Linked DNA regions of Mus musculus: region 1 is linked to region 2. A link is a contact called in ENCODE Hi-C data. All regions are on one chromosome and are shown on one strand. The core of a region is the stretch at or near the end of the contact, and the rest is flanking DNA. Distances in the headings are between cores, read along the strand shown.

Evidence for each region. A loop is a pair of places that touch in the nucleus more often than their neighbours do.
Region 1: a map of v-Abl transformed pro-B cells shows a loop between it and region 2 (7-fold over the local background). The contact joins the promoter of Cytip here to the promoter of Nr4a2 in region 2. A Hi-C loop is called at or near these places in 2 of 37 maps with a recorded cell type or tissue (T-helper 1 cell and v-Abl transformed pro-B cells).

Annotation. Positions count from the first base shown.
Region 1 is chr2:58,158,678-58,162,409 of GRCm38, forward strand. It overlaps Cytip (cytohesin 1 interacting protein), which reads right to left and starts at 1,445. Exons shown (of 8, transcript NM_139200.4): 1 at 1,205-1,445. The coding sequence starts at 1,378.
Region 2 is chr2:57,113,141-57,117,057 of GRCm38, forward strand. It overlaps Nr4a2 (nuclear receptor subfamily 4, group A, member 2), which reads right to left and starts at 1,898. Exons shown (of 8, transcript NM_013613.2): 1 at 1,578-1,898.

The DNA.
Region 1 (3,732 bases), core at 195-2,694, 1.0 Mb after region 2:
CCAAACTTTGTATTATAAAAACACGTTGGATTGAGAATGACAATCAACTACTAGCAAATGAGCTTCATCACTGTGGAAAATGCCAAGGAATCCACTCACCACATCAGGTCCTGACTCTCCCCTACGCTTCAACTTTGTAATGCTGAAGTTAGATGAGCTCAGAGGAGAACACAATATGCACAATGTAGTAAGCCACAAAGCTGTGTTTTAAGTCAGTTCTAAACATCTTGTGCATGACTGTTTATATAAATTCAAATACACACCTTGGACCTTATAGAAAAGTATATGATCAAAATACATAAAGTGGTATATAGTTCATTCTTATGTATTACAAATGGAAGACCAAAGATTCAGAACAAATTCACTAGACACATACTTTTCCAGTTGAGTTTTCATCTCTAAAGACATTTCATAAAAATTTTCGAACAGCCTTTATTGAGTGCTGAGTGCCCTGTACATTTCCTTACTTAAAGGGCAGAGGGTTCAAGGAAGTTGTTTCTGCTGTTACCTAATCAAGTGAATGGAGTTTAGTTTGATAGCTTCCTTTTCAGAAAGACATAATGTGAGGGGGGCAGCTACCAACTTGCTCTGTATGCCACAGCTACCAAGCAGCCCATTCACCTCCCCGAAATAGTCCTACTTCCCAATAGCCCAAGGTTCTATCATTGCTCCAGGACTGAAGAATTCACTTGGCTGACAGAGGTAGTGTTCAAGGAGAAGTCTTCTCTCGATTGTGAACTGACGGGGCCTGGAGGTAAGCCCAGAGGGAGACAATGAACAGACACACAAACGGAGGAGTGTTGATCGTGTGGGTTGTGTACCTGTAAACGACCTTCATGTTCATTGTTCTCAACAACTTTCATTTTACCTGAGCACATCTTTAAATGAAGATAAATATTTGAGTCTTACTTTAAAAAAAAAAAAAAGTGACTGTTTTTCTATCCTTCAACTGTGATACTATCTCTGGTAGACATGTCACCTCCCCCCTCACATGTACTCTCAGTCATTAACTCCTAAGTTAATTGGGTAGTAGACAGAGGTTCTCCTCAGGGAAAAGAACTCTCCTTTGAATAAGAACCGAAATGACTCCTAAGCGCGGGGAATAAGGCTGGTAGTCAAAGTTAACAGAGACACGCAGGAGCAGGTACCACTTTCAGCAGAGGTCAGGCAAACGTGAACACTCTAGACAGCGCAGCAACCTTACCTGCTTTCGTCCCCGGGGCAAAGTAGCTACAGTGTCTGCCAGCACTTGAATCCTTCGGTTGTCTTCCATCGTGAGCTGGCCCGTGAGGACGGAGTAGGAGCCGTAGGCAGAGTCAGCACAGTACTCCAAATTGCCATTGCTGCCCTGCCGCTGCAGAAACCTTTGCAGAGACATTGTGGGCAAAGATTAATCCCGCCAACACATGGTTCCCTGGCCTTGCAGGAGGGAGGAAGCGAAATGCACAGCCCTCTGACACGCAGTCGAAAAAGTAGCAAAGCCAACAGAACCCATGTGACTGCTGTGGTTTGAGACACTGTTGCACAAAGCCTATAGAGGAGGTCACTCCTACTCTCCAGTGCTCCTGAGAGAACCTTGCGTTCCTTTTCTACAATTAAAAAAAAAAAAAAAGAAAAAGAAAAAAATCAGTGTACTTTTCCTCCCTCAAACAGCCGGAACATAGAGTTTGATACTCTATGGCTACGGGTACTCAAAACAGAATTTTCCAGAGAAAGAAAAGAAAAGAAAACAACTTTGTTCAAGTTCGCTCATTTGCTTCCTACCCGTTTGCTCATTTAATATTAGCACCCCCGTGCACTTAACAGACTGTGCCCTCACTCACTCTTTTGGCTGTAAATGTCACAGGTGCTGGCCAGGTTGTTCTCTGGTAAAGTCCTTGTGGTGTTCCTCCCTCTACCTCATTAAAGTTCATCAAAAATGCATTCTGTCCCTAGAGCTGTAGCCGTTTGACATTCACCTAATTGCCTTTATGCCGCTTTATTCTTACCGCAATTACCCATCAGCTTTATAAGAACATAACGGGGAGGGGAAGGAAAGGCAGCGTATTTAGTGCAGAACATTGTTCGTATCTGGGGCTACTCATACCTACAACTTTAGGGGGGAAGAAAGCAGTGGGAAAGAAGGGGGTAGTCAAGCTGAGATAACACAGGATGGTTCCTGTGGCAGTGTGCCATCACGGTGGGGGGAGGGACTTGAAAACAGTTGCTTTTTTTATTTTTTAAATTTTGTATTTTTCAAGTAGTTGAAGATAACGGGTTTCACCCAGAAGCAGGAAAGTACGTAAAAGGCAGAATCAAAGCAAAAATAAAAAGGAGAAGTTTTAAATAGCACAGAAGTCAAACACGCACGTAAAAGTCGTTTGGAAGGTCACTACTAGAGTTTACAAGAGTTAGAAAAGCTCCGAGCTAGAATGGAATGCGTGCACTAGAACTCGAAGTGGGTTCAACCCAAGCAGAACTGGCCAAGTGTGAGTCATAAAGTCGTCAGAATTAATGAAAAGAGGAAGCCGGATCGGAGAACGGTAACGCTCTAACACAGCATGACTCCTTACTGTTGGAACTGAATAAGAATAGAAAGAAGACGATGTCCCTTAAAACATATAAAATCTAAGTTGGAGATTACAAGCACACATCCTTCTAGGGGGCAGATATGTGTAATTCAAAAGAAAGTGCTGGTAACTTTGGTAGCTTAACAATTTTTTTTTTCCTCTAGGAATTTTACAGTCAGGTAAATGTGTTAATACTTGCAAACATTGAATCAAGCCAAGTTCTATAGATGAAAACAGTAACTGTACAAATTCAGTGTTATGAGGTATTAGTCTGTAGATTGCAGACATTAATGATTGACTGGAAGCATGTTTCACTATATGCCATAAAATGCACCTAACATGCTGACTCTTTCAATAACTACATTTACATTTATATTCCACTAGTATTAAAAAAAAACAAAGGCACATCTGCTCCCTGCCCATACACATCAGTCAGGCCACACCCATGAATGTATTTACGAACTGGCCAACCATGATGGTTCGGGTCTCTCTTCTGATTCTTGAGGCCTGCATCGTGCCACTTACTACACACTTTGAATAATATCCCGATCAGTAGTGTCATCTGTGATAAAATGACTCATCTTCAATGACAACGAAGCTTTCAGACACCAAATTGTTGACTTACAGCAGTGTGTGACTGTGTAGGTTTTTAGAAGTTGTGGGCTTTTTTCCCCCTCTAGGATTTACCTTCCATCCCCTCTCAGCCTCTTCATTACTGTGAGAAGGGGATACAGTAGACAATCTGCTCAATCTGTCTACCATGCAGGTCTGAGGTGTCCTTCAGTGTCCATAGGACAGAAAGGACAGATTTGACGTTCCTTCTGCATTCTACTTTCTAAAGAGGCCCGTCAGACTTCTTCAGATCATCTCTTTAAGATCTAAATACCACATGTGGGTCATAGTCAGATACACTCACGACAGTTTCTACATTAATGTACCACATCCTCTCAGTTAGGAGAGACCAGGAGGCAACTTTTAACTTCAAGTTTACATTTTGTCTTAAATGTATAAACTGGAAAAGAAATGTCTCTCTGTGAGAACTAAAGGTTAGTTAAAAAGAAAGGAGTTATATGTTAAAAACTAATTGAATTGTAATTTCCTGAACCATCATGGAAGTAAATCCAACCTAATGAAAAGGAAGAAAATGAAAGAAAGAAAGAGAGAGAGAGAGAGAGAGAGAGAG
Region 2 (3,917 bases), core at 648-3,147:
CACTCAGCAGGCCCTTCAAGTGCTTCCTTGGAAATGAGTGTGAAGACTTTACCCAACAGCATCTTAAAATGAAATGTGCAGAGACAAGGTGGCTAAACAGCAGATAATGCCGCTCATCTCCCAGTGTAAATCCCTGCAGAGAAAGCATCCTGTGGGGAAATTATCCCATGAGTCTACCAGATACTGATCAATATAATGAATTGGCCCCTTTGCTGTAGATGGAAGGGCCTTTGTCATTCTACTTTATGTCAAACCTAAGAAGTCTGGGTAAAGGAAAAACACAGCATCAAAGCTTCCTCTTAATATCTCTCTTAGAGTCCAGTGGACTTTTCTCTTAGAAGGAGAAAGAAAGTTAAAAGAACTCGAGAGTAAACCGTGAAAAAAAAAATACAGATCCAACCCTTAGGAAACGTTAGCAAGGCCTGGACAACCAAACAGCCAATGTGGGAGCAAGTGTGTAGCTTTAGTAATTGCTTTTGGTTCAACACAGGATCTTAAGGGACAAGCGAATTGGTGTTCCTCCAGAGAACTGGATTTTCAACATCTTTAATGGCCCAGAGGTGATGAGAGAGATCTCTACTTTACCAGGAGTATCTTGGGTCAACTGCAGAGGGAAAGAAATATTACGCATATGATATTGGCACCAAAGTTAGAAGCACTTCTCAGCACAGCAAACTGGACACCTTCTCCACAATGCTTTCCACAGGCTGCCTACTTGCTGGGACAAGGCATTCTTGTGTCCTAGCTATTTTTTTTTTCAGATGTTCCCACTTGCAAGGCATTCTAGAGCATAGACGATCTTGTTGATAAAGTAAAGAAACCTGAACACCCTCTCCTTTGCTCCCTCCCCTCTCCGCCCCCCCCCCCACTTCTTCCACAATCTTGCTTTGCTTCAAGGAGCGGAGAAGGTTAACAAGACAAACCAGAGGACTTTTGCTTTATCTCCCCACCCCCATCCGCCGCCGCCCTTGAAAATATGTCTGTTCTGGATATTAACCCGTGGCTATGTCACAGTTTCATAACCGTATTCTTTACCTCACGCACACACTGACACACTATCCAAGGACAACATATATCAAAACCAGTCATTTCAGGCAACTTCGCTACAGGACCCTCTACCGACACTACCCTTACTCGACGATATCCGGGAAACCTCCACCAGCGGGCGAGCCGAGCGACACTGTTCCCAAGCAACACGTAAACTTTCTCTCCCGGACTGTTTCCCACATGTTCGCGAGATGGAGCCTCCTCAAGCCACAATCAATTTCACACCAAGAGCAAACTTTGCGCACATCTCCACCGGCAAGTCCGCTTCTCCTAAAACTGTGGGAGTCCCCTTGCCACATCCACCAATGAGAAGCCTGGAAACCTCTGCCGGCAGCCAACTCCCCCCCCTTTACGCTAGCACCGGAGTTCCAGCAGAGGCTCGGCGGAGCTGCGCGCGCCCACTCGCCATCCCCCTTCCCCAGCCCCTTCGCGCTCCGCGGCTCGGGCGACCACTTGCAGAGAACCCGTTCCCTGGTACGCGGAGACCGGGAGGACGCGTGACCGCGGGCGGCCCCGCCGCAGCTACTCACTTGTCCGCTCTCTTCATTCATTCAACTCCGCCGAAGTGCAGTTCCCTCCGGGAGCAGAGGAGCCCGGGTCCGCGGGAGCGCTGCGGAAGCGGGGCGCGGAGAGCCACACGCAGCCAGCCCGGCCGCAGGAGAGGGAGGCAGCCAGCGGGGCCGGAGAGAGGGACGCGGAGCTGTGCGGAGCCGCGGGGCGGACTGGCCCTGGCCGCCAATGTGCCTTTGTTTATGTGGCTCGAGCTGCTGCTGCCAACATGCACCTAAAGTCTGCGCGCGTCAGCCCGCGTCAGCGGCCCGCGGTCCAATCGCCGAGCCGCCGCGCTCCCCGGACTCCTGGCCCGCGCTCGCTTTGGTATATTTCCGACCTGACGTCACGACTGGGGCTGATTTTAAGGTGGGAACGGTTCACCTTGGTAGCCCACTTGGGTGGATTTTTTTTTTTTCCGAAAGAAGTGTGACTTCTGCAACCCAGGTCCGTGAAGTCCGTGGTGATGCTACGCTCCACCTGCCCCTCCCCCGCCCCAGACCTTGCGTCCTCACACGTGGGGAGGGTGCAACAAAAGCTTGAACGGAAAAGAACACTCGCGTGGGCCAGGTAGCTAGCACCTGGGCCGAGAGGGCAGAGGTGTGCCTTGCAGCTCCCCAACATACCCTCCTCACACCCTTTAGCAGAAGTGGAGACAGTTGTCCCGTGGCTCGTAACTCTCCAAAGACTTGGGCGTTAGATGGGATTCCCCTAGTCCGTGCATCCCCCTTCTCCCTTTTTAAAAACCCACTCTTCCTCCCGCTTCGAAGGATGAGAGGTCAGGCCCTTTCCCCTTCTTTACAGAAACTAAAAAGACGTACTATCTAAAGCAATGTGGGAGGAAGGAGGGTAGACAGTGAGCCAAGTCTTAGAGGACCCCACAAGTAGGAGTGAACTGTTGCCAGCTTTCTCTCGCAGACAATACATTAAAGGATCCGGCAACAGGTGCGCCTCCAGCCCAGAGGTGATCTGAACCATCGCCCCCAAGCCCCTCGGTCAACTCTTGACAGAGTTGACATTTCGCTGTGCCCACCAAGCCCTTCAGTCCCTTTCACAGGTTTCTGAAACGCAGGGGCTGTCGTGCCTGCAACCAAGAAGAAAGCATGGAGGGAGAAGCAGCAAGGGGAGTGGAGCTCGAGGCGGGGTGGGTCTCGCCCAAAACGGAGAGTATGTGCCCATTGCCCCAGCCCAGGGTCCGGGTGAACTGTGGGAGCGTGCCCTACCCCCGCGTTCCTCTCAATCGCCTCCAGCTCCGCTCTGCAAGACAATCCGCTCCCCCTCCTCCCAAGCGCGTGGATCTTTCTAGCAAAGGAATCGCAGATCCTCCAGAGGGCTAACCCTACTCCCAGTACCCCCGTGAAGCTGGCCAGACAGGCCTCTTCGGGTTTCTCTCAAGACCAGGAAGGGACTGAGGCCAAGGGAGAGCGACTTTGTAGGGTCCCCTTCTTCTCCCAGGACAGCGCTCCTCCTCCCCTTCTCCCGAGCGTTGGCTCGCTCCCAAGCTACCCGGGCGAGCGGTGTGTGTGTGTGTGTGTGTGTGTGTGTGTGTGTGTGTGTGTGTGTGTGCGCGTGCGTGTGTGTGTGTGTGTGTGTGTGTGTGTGTGTGCAATATACACCTCGGCCCCCTCTCGGTGATCCTAACACCCCGGGAGAACACCGCGGAACTCTCGGGGTTGTGGGGTTGCTCATTCCTAGCCTGCACCTCCGCCTTTGCCAGCTCCAAGCTGAGCGAGCCTGTGGCTGCAGAGGCGTTGCCATCGGGTGCCCTGCGGCTGCCCAGACAAGCCGCGGGCTCCACTGTGCATCGGCCTCCGGGAAACCTACGTGACCACCTTAAGTTTCCCCCAGATGTTGCGGCTGCCTCTCCAGCTGCTGCCGCTACGGCTCAGCGGTGCCCTAATGGGCGCGAGGAAAAAAAAAAAAAAAAAAATCCAGGAAGTGGGGGTGCAAGAGGGGGGCAGGGTGAAGAACAACTTATTAGTGTGAGCTCGGCAGCGTCAGCGCCCCGTGGGCAGGAGCGATTCCACGCGAACGAAAGGGAAAAAGTGAGAGTTTGGAGAGCAATGGAGAAGGAAGGGGTGGGGGTGGCGGTGACGCAGGGGCGCAGGCATTGACGCACCGGCCAGGCTGGGCCCAAAATAGAAGCAACTCCAGCTCACAGGCGCCCTCCCGGGTTCCCTTCCCCTTCCGTGAGGGAGCAGGGTGCGGTCACCAGGAGCTTTCCTTGATCCTCGCGGTGGGCCAGGTTCCCGGCAGCTATCTTCAGACAGTCGGAAACCCAAGCTTAGCGACACTGGGGTGGAAGTTATTATTTTTTAATA